Linked DNA regions of Homo sapiens: region 1 is linked to region 2. Evidence: chromatin contacts called from ENCODE Hi-C or POLR2A ChIA-PET data. All regions are on one chromosome and are shown on one strand. The core of a region is the stretch at or near the end of the contact, and the rest is flanking DNA. Distances in the headings are between cores, read along the strand shown. Region 1 has its middle 22 kb from the start of KCNF1. Region 2 has its middle 8.1 kb from the start of LINC01954.

Region 1 (5,992 bases), core at 238-2,737, 63 kb after region 2:
AATGGGAAAAATAATTCCTGGTGTGTAGGCTTGTGGTGAGGATGAACGGGGATGGTGTGGGCAAAGCTCCCATGGGCCCTGGATGTGTACACTGATTGTGAATGAGTCTTCATCAGTTAACCTAGCACACGGCCCCTTTCATCAGAGTGGCAAATTGCCTTTTGTTATTCTTCACCCCGTGAGCTGTCTTGTTTTTTGACTATATATATGTGTATGTATGTATTTTAGGCATTTCTGGGCAGCTTCTCATGCATATTCAAATTCAAGCAGTTAGGGTTCTGGGAATGATTCATATGTTTGTTGCACAATGTAATCGATCTTAATATAGCCGTGTCACCAAAGAATGTAATTGCACGCGGGTCTCACCTCCCCCACCATCTGTTTGGGCCAAGGGAGATCAATAATCCCCATAAACTTCTGCCCCCCAGGCCTAATAGAGACTTGGTTGGCAGGGTTGAGGGATCCCTTTTTATCCCCTGGCTTTTAGTTTTTCATCATCCTTTCTACAGATGACCTGCAGTCAAGAGGGGAAAGTTGGGGATGCTGTGCATGTCCCTAAGCTCTGGTGACAATTCCTTGTACAGGGCCCATGATTTAGACCAGGTGTGATTGGCCCAGCAAGGCCCATTCCCGCTGCACCAGACAGAGCTGAGCAGCTGCCACCTGGGGGTGGCGTGGCCCCAGAATGGGGACACAGGATTCTGCAGGGAAGTAGAGCCGGCTTCAAGCTGTCGCCTGGTTTAAGTCCTTCCTACACCTCTTCAACTGTGAGGCACATAGTAGGTGCTCAATAAATACGTGATGAATGAATGAAGGCATTTGCCCCTCGCTATGAAGAACCCATTTTAGCTTGCTTATGTCAATAACACTTCCCAGCAGCCCTGATCTCTACCAGGCACATTTTATTAACAAAACGTTTACTTCTGATTCCTCTAATTCATCTAATTTCTCCTGGGGTCCTGTGGGGGCCAGCGCTCCCTCCCATCATGACTTGGGAGGCCAAGTGCGTGTTGTGTGTAGCTCTGAGCGGAGAGCTGGTGGGGTAGAGCCTCACACAGGGTCCTCCTGGGAATGACATCTGGGGCTGGGTGGTCGCTCAGCAGCGGCTATGGGGCCGGACCAAGGCCAGGTCCACGTTTGACGCAGTGCAGTTGCGGAGGGATGCTTCCCTTGATCAGCACTCCTTGGGGCAGGCATGTTACGGGTTCCCAGGGAGGAACAAGTGGGCCAGAAACCCTATGGGGGCTGCTAGATGCCACCTGCTGCTCCTGGCAGATGAAGTGTGGAGCTCACGCAGCAGTCTGACTCGCAGTCTGAGACCTGTGGTTTCCCTGGCAGGCCCTGGGGTCCCAGGACACGCATGGACAGGCTCCAGGCATGAACAGAGGCCCAGATCACAGCAGGCATCTCCAGGTCTGTGCCTTCTGTGCATGTGGCTCTTGGTCAACCCTGGCACCTGCTCAAGGCTGGCCAGGTCATCCCTTCCAGAGGGTGACTCAAGAGTCCCTGGAAGCCTTCCCTCAAAGTAGCCCTGGCCAAGATTCCACCATTCACGGGGTCAACCGCGATCATCCCTTTCTCATCTTTGAAACGTGAACTACTCATATTTCTTGAGCATTTTATAACAGACAAAGCCTTGAACGCACACCCCTTCACAGCGCTGCTGCTCTGTAGGGCTCTACAGACCGGTGGCTGGGACCTGCAGAGACCTGGCCCTCGCTCCCCTCCTTCCAGGCTCTCAGCTTGGCAAGCACTCTGCGAAGGATGGGCCGGCCTCTGGTCTCCACAGGTGAGGAGAGTGGGGCCTCGAGGTGAAGTGGGATCCCCAAACAGGCAAGAAGGCCAGGAAGAGGAGACAGGCTGGGAAAGCTACACACCTGCCCAGGGCCCACCACCAGAAAACCCCAAAGTGGAGGACGGAGCCCCCTCTGAGAATACGGCCAGAGCCTTCTCTGGGCACCGGCTGCTGCCTGAGCTGGCTTTGTGGAGCGAGGCCTCCAGTCCCAGAGACAAATGTCTGCTGCATTACTGTTCTGCTTGAGGCCGGGCTCATACCCTGTTCCAGGAGGACGCACACACTTCCGCTCCCCCTGCAGGGTCCCCCTGTCCTGACCTGCCATTGTTTTGTGTGTGTTTCCTTTCCACGTGGAGTCTGAAGGGGAGGATGTATCTGTCTGGGTGCGCATGCTGGGATCTGGGAACCACTTGCTCTCAGAGGCTCCTCCAGATGTCCTTTCTCAATGACACTGTCACAGCAGGGGCAGAGCCCTCTGGGAAAGCCACCTGGGAGGCTTCTTGGCAGCATGCAGTTCTTGTCACAGGGCTGCCTGGGGACCCCAGGCTGGACACTGTCCGTGGGCCAGCAGGCCTTGGCGGTCAGCAGCCTGCATGGCCAAACAGCACCCCAGGCAGCCAGGGGGTCAGGGCGCTGAGGGGTGAGCTCTGGAGCAATGTGTGCCTGTGTGTGTGCCTGTGTGTGTTTGTGCCCTTGTGTGTGTGCGTGTACATGTATATGTGTGTGTGTGTGCATGGAGGGAGAGGAGAGCAACTCCTCCTTTCTCGCAGGAGACATTTCCCAGCCTGGACTGGAGGGGTCGGGACTCACGAGTCTTCCCAGGCTTTCCTCAGGGCTGCCCTCCTGTCCCACCACCCCATGAATGAAAGGGGTCCTTTCATTCCTTCAGCACCCCTTTCTGCCCCATGAGACCCATAAATAGCTCTTCCATACCCACGCCTTCTTCTGTAAATGATACAAATCCCACTCCACAAACTCAGTAGACCACACTTTTCGGTCTCGTTGTGCCAAATAAACGTCCCTCGGATTCTGAGCTACCAGGACGTCACTGGGGGTGGTCTTTGCTAGGGCTCTAGGGCTCCTTCTCCCTCCCCAGGGATGGGCAAAGGTCCTGACGGGGCCTTTTTATAAAAGTGAGGTAAAATTCACATGACAAAATGAACCGCTAGTCATTTTAAAAGTACGATCCAGTGGCATTCAGCACATTCACAGTGTTTTGCCGCCATCACCTGCATCTGGTTCCAGGACACTTTCATCATCCCCAAAGGACACCCTCTACCTGGAACACAGCCACTCCCCAGTCACCTGTGAGGCCCTGGCAACACCAGCCTGCTCTCTGTCCATCGGGATTTACCTACCCTGGGTGTTTCGCATGAACAGAATCCTGCACTATGTGGCCTTTTGTGTCTGGCTTCTTTCACTCAGCATCATGCTCTGGGCTCGTCCACATTGCCGGGTGTGCCAGCTCATTCCATTTTAGGGCTGAGTAATACTCCCTGCTACGGCGATGCCACGTTTGCTCATCCATTCACCCACTGATGGACACTGGGTGGTTTCCAGGTCCTGGGGTCTTTTCTAGCACCACATAGTCAAGGGGGCGCCTGCATTCTCGGGTCTGCATTAGCTCCCTACGAGCCACCCACCCACTGTACCATCACTTGGGTTCCAGCTCCTGCCTCTGGACAACCTGCAGCCCTGGGATCCCTCATGACCTGTGTCCAGGCTGCTGCCAGGCAACAGAGTGCGGGTCCCCAGTGTTTGCAGGAGCCATGTTATCTTGTGGGGAAAATCTCTCTTTTCTGTCCTGCTGTTCCCATCTCTTCTCAAAGACAGTCAGTCTCCTCTTTAGAGATAAAGTAGCCCACCATGCTCTGCTTGGAGAGGGCAGGAAGGGGACCAGTTCCAGTCACTTCTGCTTTCAGCCCTAGAACCCACATGGCCTCACACAGAGACAGGCTCCCCAGGCAAGCTTCCTGCCTCCCGCAAGGGAAGGGAGAGAGAAGAGCAAAGCACACATGGATTCTCAATACGTGATCCTGCCTCACCTGCCCTGTGCTGGCATCCGCGTGCCCATCTCCACTGGATCCCTGTTCCTCCTCCAAGTGTTGGAGGGGGCAAGACTGGGGTTTGCAGCCTCATCTACAGGGGAGGAGAGCATGAGGCCCTTTCCAGCTGGCCGACTGTGTCCCCCTCCCTCCACCCCGCCCTGCTTGTGCCCCTTGATTTTGGCTGCTGTACTTTCTCTTAGGTTTGGCAGACCCCTCATCCCTGGGAAAGCCCCCACCTGCCCCTCCCTCTGCCTCCCTGTCATTGTCTTCCTTCTTTGGCAGCCTCCCCGTCCTGTGGGAGGCTGAAGGTCAGCCTCCCACTGTTGCTCAAGGGCATAGACACCTGGGAACAATAACAAATAGTGTCTCTGGCCCTGGCTCCTGTTGCCTGTCAAAGATGGGTGCATCCCAGAGGGGCAGGCTCTGTCTTTCCCTCCAGGCCATGAGCCCCTGAGGGCAGGGCTGGCTGGGAGGCTGCTCTGTGGAAGGTGATGCCGGAGTAGGAGGCTACATCCGCCGCCTTCAAATCCCGGCTGCACAAATGACCAGCTGTGTGCAGCCCGCTCTGTGGGGCCATGCTGAAGTTCCGCTGAGCTGCACCTGCAGGAGTGCTGTTAGTGTTCAGCACACACTGACCCCGAGAAGGTGCTTGGTAATGTTTGTGGAGTAAATGAAGCTGAATTGGAGGCCAAGTGCTTCGAGGCTGTGGGGGAGGCGGGATCTGGAGCTGAGGGCGTCCCTGCCATCTCGGGGGCAGGCCAGCTGGCCCTTGGTGGAGTTCCTCCCTCCCTCCCCCGACGTCTGCTGCTGGGTGATGATGGCTTCGTGTGCAGATGCAAAATGTCACCGTAATTAAAGCAACAAATCCAGGGCCAAGACTTTAAGGGGTGGCCTGAGTACACGGGGCTCCTGCAGGAGTAGGGGAGCATGATTGGAAGCTCTGCCTCACCCCCTCTGTCACATTCTCCCCCAAGTCTGTCTTCCGGAACTGAGCCCAGAGACTTTAAAGAACAGCCCACTTGGCCTAGTGGCTTTCTCCTTGGGGGCACGCGCCTCCAAGGAGGACGAGAGCTGAGCTCCCCAACCTCCGGGCCACTGGGGCTCCTCACAGGATGTATGTGGTCCCCAGAAACACAAGCATCCTTGTCTGTATGACCTGTGTGGCCCTCTTCAGGCGGCGGCCCCTGGTCTACATCACTTTCTCATTCTCCTCAGCGTGCCCGGCCTCCTGCTGTTCATTCACTCCGTTCTCTCGCTTTCCTAACCGTGCTGGACTCATCCTCACTGCCCACCGCTGAAGACTCTTCTCCCACCCCGCAGGCGGGAGGCCTCCAGTGGCTGTCTCTATATCCTCGGGCCCCACACAGTCTCTCCAGGCCCCAGGCTCCCCCCACCGATTTTACAGTGTGGTTCACTGTAATAGTTTGCTGGTCCTGTATATTTTAAATCATCTCTGGATAACTGATAATATCTATACAATGTGTTATACAAATCATTGTTATACTATATTTTTATTTGTATTTTTTATTGTTGTATGTTATCATTTATTTATTTTTTTCAAATCCTTTCCACCTTCCTGTGGCTGGATCCGCACATGCAGAACGCATTGTTAGAGAAGGCCAACTGCATGTAGCAGGTCCTCAAAGAAGAATGAATAAGTGAGTGAATGAGTGAATGCACAAAGAAACAAGGGAACACTTTGGTGACTACGGGAAGGACCGCATGAGTGGGAGTGGGTGAATGACGGAGGGAGCAGACATGGGAATGAATGAGTGGGTGACTGAGCAAATGAATGAGTCAGTAGATGAGTAAGTAAAGGCCAGGCATATTTGTTGGCGACAGTGGCAGAATGAACGAAAGAAGCCCAGCATCTCAAAGGGCAGGATATGGCCCCATCCTCTGCTGCAGTTTCAGGAGTAAAGTAAACAATGACAAAGCTTGGGTCAAGTGTGACTCACGGGATGCAACTAAAACAAGCAAATATCACTGTGAGCTGCAGGGTGCATTCCCAGCTCCGGCCATCAGAAAACCATGGCAACTGAGCCCTTCTCTCCTCTTAAGGCTCCAAAGCAGAAGGCTTACCCCAAGAAATGGGGAGAATTCCACGTTCCATGTATACGGGACATTTGGGATTTTCTTTCTGAAAATG
Region 2 (5,867 bases), core at 715-3,214:
GGGTTCAAGTGATTCTCCTGCCTCAGCCTCCCAAGTAGCTGGGATTATAGGTGTGTGCCACCATGCCTGGCAAATTTTTTTTTTGTGTGTGTGTTTTTAGTAGAGACAGGGTTTCACCATGTTGGCCAGGCTGGTCTTGAACTCCTGACCTCAAGTGATCTGCCTGCCTTGGCCTCCCAAAGTGCTGAGACTACAGGCATGAGCCACCGTGCCCGGCCTGACTTTGCTTCTTATAAGGACAACAGTTCTACCCCATGAGGGTTCCACCCCTTATGACCTTACTTGACCTTCATCTCTTCTTAAAGGCCATATTTCCAATACAGCCACATGGTGGGGGAGGGGGGCTAGGACTTCAGCGTATGATTTTTGGGGGCACACGATTTAGTCCACAACAAATTTCAAGTGTGGAGTCTGCAGAGGTGGAAGGGGCTAGGGTTTAGGAGTCAGACCGACCCAGGTTCTAACCCTTCCCTGCTGCCCATAGCTGAGAGACTTGGAGCAAGTTTTTAACCTCTCTGAGCCTGTTTCCTCTTCTGTAATGGTGATAACAAGGTCATGCCTCCCAGGCTCTGTGTAAGAATTACACCAGGTAACGACTATGAAGCACCAGGAACTCCACCTAACATGTTGCAGCACTCAAGATGAGTTAATGCCTTCCTTTCCCGGCCTCTCCTGAGATGCCACCTCTTGGCATTTTGCCTTTTACAGGCTGGGGAGGTGAAGCTGCCTTTAGGATCTGCTTCTGCTCCTTCATTCTGGAATTCTGTCATATGGAGACTATAGGATAGTTCCTAGTAGGGCACCTGGGCTCCATCCTTGGCCCCAGTGAGGATAATAATCCCTAACTTTCACAGTTATGAAGATTAACGAAGATACCACATGGGGAAATCCTCAGTTCACTTGTTGGCATGCAGTAGATAATCAACATTCTTGCCCTGTGGCCCCGATGAGCCCTGAGTTGGGAGGATGTCAGTAGGCAAAGATTTATAGAGCATCTGCCACATGCTGGATGCCAGGGGTATAAGAGAGGAAGAGATAAGCACAGTCTCTGCTCCTGTGGAACCAAGAGTGCTCGGGAAGAAGGGAGACATTAAACAGATTGTTATGAAGAATGATAAGAGCAGGGCTGTGTTTTGGAAAACCTGTGTGCAGAATCAGAAAATGTTGTCTACAGGGGCTGTCAGCCACCATTGTGTTCACCAGAGCGGGGAGGGGTTTTTCCCAGGCTCACACAGCGAGGCAGTGGCAGAGGGGTTGACCATACCCTTCAATATGCCCTTGATCCAGCAAAAGGGTCGCTTGAGGAAATAGAAAACTGACAAAATAGGGCAACTGGGTGTGTGGCTGGGCAGAGGGGTACCTATTGTGGGGGCTCAGGAATACTAGCTCTGGCCTACTGTTCCCTCAGCCATCCCTGCAAGGCTGTGGCACAGGCCAGGCCCAGCTAAGGGCCTGCCTCTGGCACTGGGCCTGCTGTGTGCCTGGAAAGCTCTGAAAGGAGCGAGCTGGGGACTCAGCATTCCCATCTACCACCTCCAATCAGCCACAGAGAGACGATGCTGCTCCCCCTGGCCCTGGCTCAGGGCTTTAATGCTCGATCTCATTTAGTTTATCCCCCAAACCAAAGCCCGTGAGGGATCCTTGATCCCTGTCTCTGGGCTGGAATGTGCCCAGCAGCACAAAGCTGGCAGATGCCTGAGCCAAGGTCCAAACCACTCCTGTGGGTTTCCAGGCCCTGGTTCAGCCCACCCCATGCCACGGCCTAGGGGCCTGCGGGACACAGGAAGCTCGGGGCTCAGGCCCACCTGACTGGGGCCTCTGAGGCTCTTGTTGCTGCATAGAAGCCATCCCCCAGAGGGGCCATCCTCGGGCTCGCCAGCTCATTCCTTCTGGGAGAGGTGCCCTGAGAGAGGGGTGCTGAATTCCTGCCCTAAGTGCCTGGCGCCTCATCACATGCCAGCTCAGCTTCCAGCTATGCATCTCCTCTAGACCATCTCCTGTTTTGGTGTCCTCCGGGCAGCCACTCAGGTCTCCGTGAATCACAGAGCCACTTCTTAACCCCTGGTCCTGCTCGCAGTGGGAAACAGAATTCCACTTGTCACAAACACGCTCACAGGAATTGAGGAGCCTCTTCTGTGGATACTATCTAGGCACAGTGATCGAACGTGCTTTGGACCGGGGCTTGGGAGATGCAACTTCTGGCCTTAGCTTTGCCAGAGACTTGCTGGGAGACAAGGGCATGCATTTGCCCTTCTCAGGGGTGTTAAGAGCTCTGTAGTCTGCAGAATGCACGGGTGGGCTGGGTGATATGAGACAGCCAGATTGGGTGTAAGTGTCATCCAGATTTGGAAGAAGGCAGGTTTGGGGTGGAATCTTATTTATGCCACTTACAAGTTGCGTGACTTGAGATGATCACTCGACCTCTTTAAGGCTCGATTTCCTCATCTATCAATCAAAGATGATAATCCCTATGCCATGGAGGATTTCATACGAAAATGCATGTAACAGTGAATGTTCAGTTAAAGATCACCGCTCTTTCACTCTCCTGCTGCTGGTGAGTTAAATGGTGTTCCTCCAAAAGATATGTTGAAATCCTAACCCCCTGTACCTGTGAATGTGACCTTATTTGGAAATAGAATCTTTGCAGGTAGAACAAAATTGAGATGGGGTCATACTGAATTCGGTGGGCCCTAATTCAATGATCGGTGTCCTCTTAAGAACAGAGAGATTTTGAGACACACAGGCAGATCCCCATGTGAAGACAGAGGTGGAGACTGGAGTGAGGAGTGGTTGCAGCTACAAGCTAAGAAACACTAAGCATTGATGGCCAGCAGTGGAAACTAGGAAAAGGCAAGAAGGGCTCTATTCTGAGTGTTGGGGGACATGGACCTGCGAACAGCTTCATTTCAGACGTCTGGGCCCCAGGACTGTGAGAGAATACATTGCTGTTGTTTTAAACCACTCAGTTTGTGGTGATTTGTTGTGGCAGCCTTAGGCAACTAATACACTGTCCTTAGTCTCATTCCAAATAGGAAATTTTAGAATTTTATCCATTTAATTGCTCAGTTGTAAAAGAAATATGGAGTTGTGGGGGAGATACTCAATGAATATGTGTTGGCTCATAAATGAGGTAAGGTGGGGGTAGCACAAGAGAAATGTGATAGAAAAAATGTGGAAGTCCTGTTTCTGCATTCCTCAAGAGAGAATTTTAGAGGTCAGAACTGAAAGGTCTCTACCCCTGCCTTCCTCTCTCTGGCCCATTTTAATGACAAGGAATATATTGGCTTAGGCAATGGATGGACAGTGACTGATGCTATCAACGTCTGCGCTAATCCAACATATAACACCCTAGAAGACATCCACTTTAAACCCTTGAAACCTGTCAATGTCACCTTATATGGCAAAAGATGTGGTGAAGGATATTGAGAGGAACCAAGGTGGAGGCAGCCTGTTTCTCTGGGTTTCTCTGCTTACCAGGCAGCAAATGCTTTCAACCATTTCTATCTTTGTGTCTAGAGTGTGTCTTCTGCAGGCAGCATGTAGTTGGATCCTGTTTTTAAAATCCAGTTTGACAATTTCTACATTTTGATTGGATTGTTTAATCCATTAACACATAATATTACTATTGATATAGTTAGTTTTACATCTATTATTTTACTTAAAAAAATTTTTTTTTACAAATTTTCCTAGGAGCTGGAATTACTTTTTGTTGTCTATATGTCTTATGTCTTTTTCTATCTTCTATCCCTCCTTTACTTCTTTCTTTTACATTAAGCGAATATGTTCCAATGCAACATTTTAATTACTTTAATAATATTCCCTCTAATTTTTGGAGGGTTTTTCTCCGGGGCTATTCTAGGGCTCACCATATACATCTTCATGTATCAGAATCTGCTTTAGACTTACACTGACTTAATTCCAGTGAGATTTAATTAAGTTCCAGTAAACTTAGTCCTGTATAGTTCTATTCTCTTTCCCACCTTTTTGTGGTATTATTGTCAGACATATTACATTTATATGTTATAAACCCAGGAATACATTGTTATATTATTACTTTATGTAATTTTATGTCTTTTAAAGAAGCCAAGGAAAGAAAGGAGGGCAAGTATATATTTATAGCTTATGTTATACTAACCTCCATATTTCCTATTTCTGGCTCTCTCCATTTGTTCCTGTAAATTGAGTTACCATAGGGAGTTATTGCCTTAGCTCAATACAGCTGTTTTCCCACCCACTTCCTTTGTGCTGTTATTTATGAATATGTTCCATTTCTACATGGTTAGGCTCAACAGTACAAGTAAGTACATATTGTTTTATATAATTGCTTTTTAAATCAGTTAAGAAAGGAAAAGAAATATGTCTTTATAATGTCTTTTATAATTATATAATTATCTATACTCATGGTCTTTGTTTATCATGTGGATTTGAACTATGGTATTGACTTACCTACTTTCAGTCATAAGAATTTTTTTTTTGAGACAAAAAAAAAAAAAAAAAAAAACAGAATAGCTCTGTCACCCAGGCTGGAGTGCAGTGGCATGATCTTGGCTCACTGCAACCTCCACCTCCCAGATTCAAGCGATTCGCCTGCCTCAACCTCCTGAGTAGCTGGGATTACAGGCTCATGCTACCACACCCAGCTAATTTTTGTATTTTTAGTGGAGACCAGGTTTCACCATGTTAGCCAGGCTGGTCCCAAACTCCTGACCTTGTGATCCACCCACCTCGACCTCCCAAAGTGCTGGGATTACAGGTGTGAGCCACTGTGTCTGGCCCAGTCATAAGAATTTATATTGGCATTTCTTCTAAGACATGTCTGCTAGCAATGGATTCTCTGTTCTTGTTGATCTGAGAATGTCTTTATTTTTGAAAGACAGCTTTAATGAACACAGGATTCTTTGCTGACAGCTGTTTTCTTTCAGTACTTTGAATGTTGTCCACTGTGTTCTGGCCTCCATTGTTTCTGATGAGAAGTCAGCTGTTGATCATGTTGTGACTTCCTTTGATGCGTCTGTTTGTGGATGTCTTTGTGTTCATCCTATGTGGAATTTGTTGAACTTCTTGGATGTGTAGATTAATGTTTTTCATAAAATTTAGGAAGTTTTCAGCTATTATGTCTTTGAATAATTTTTCTGCTTTTTTCTTTTTCTTTTCTCCTTCTGGGACTCTCATTATGCATATGTTGATGCATTTAATGGTGTTCCACATTTTCCTGAGATTCTGTTCATTTTTCTTCATTCTTTCTTTTTCTCTTTTCTTCAAATTGCATAATCTCTATTGATCCATCTTCAAGTTTGGTAATTCTTTCTTTTGCCAGTTCAAATAAATCTTTTGAGCCCATCTAGTGAAAATGTCATTCCAGTTATTACTTTTCAACTCCAGGATTTCCATTTGGTTCTTTTTAAGAATTTCCATCTCTTTAGTCTATATCAATAGTCTCTATTTAGTTCAACATTGTCATCACACCTTCCTTTACCCTACTTTAATCATGGTTTACTTTACTATAATCATGATTTCCTTTAGTTATTTGAATATATTTATAATAACTACTTTGAAGTCTTTGTCAAATTTGATAGCTGGTTGCTCTCAGTTTGTGTTTCCTGCTTTTCCACTCATATATGGGTCAGATTTTCCTGTTTCTTTACATGTCATAATTTTTTGTTGGAAATGGGACATTGTAAATAATACAGCAACTGTAGAGATGGGTTCTCTTCTCCTCTGGGGCTTGTTAGTAATACTTGATTGTTTATTTGTTTAGTGACTGGCTGTGAAGTCCACCCTCCAGTCCCCACAAGTTAAAGCCTCTGATGTTGCTCCTCAGAGGCACAGCCTTGGGCATATGCACAGTTACCCTGGGTTAGCAGCAG

Evidence for each region. Hi-C counts contacts between places; a loop is a spot of excess contacts on that map. ChIA-PET counts read pairs that join two places held with the same protein, here RNA polymerase II (POLR2A).
Region 1: a loop to region 2 is called in a map of astrocyte of the cerebellum, with 2.7 times the contacts of the local background. The contact joins two enhancer-like sites. A Hi-C loop is called at or near these places in 2 of 168 maps with a recorded cell type or tissue (astrocyte of the cerebellum and gastrocnemius medialis). POLR2A ChIA-PET finds 5 or more read pairs at or near these places in 2 of 52 experiments (A673 and AG04449).

Annotation. Positions count from the first base shown.
Region 1 is chr2:10,930,649-10,936,640 of GRCh38, forward strand. No RefSeq gene overlaps it. Among named protein-coding and RNA genes, the nearest start is that of KCNF1, 22 kb to the left of the region's middle. RefSeq lists an enhancer at 4,876-5,992. Within about 2 kb of position 1,488, at least 4 of the 41 ENCODE cell types and tissues checked have a DNase peak (open chromatin) inside an H3K27ac peak, as active enhancers do.
Region 2 is chr2:10,867,193-10,873,059 of GRCh38, forward strand. No RefSeq gene overlaps it. Among named protein-coding and RNA genes, the nearest start is that of LINC01954, 8.1 kb to the right of the region's middle. Within about 2 kb of position 1,965, at least 5 of the 41 ENCODE cell types and tissues checked have a DNase peak (open chromatin) inside an H3K27ac peak, as active enhancers do.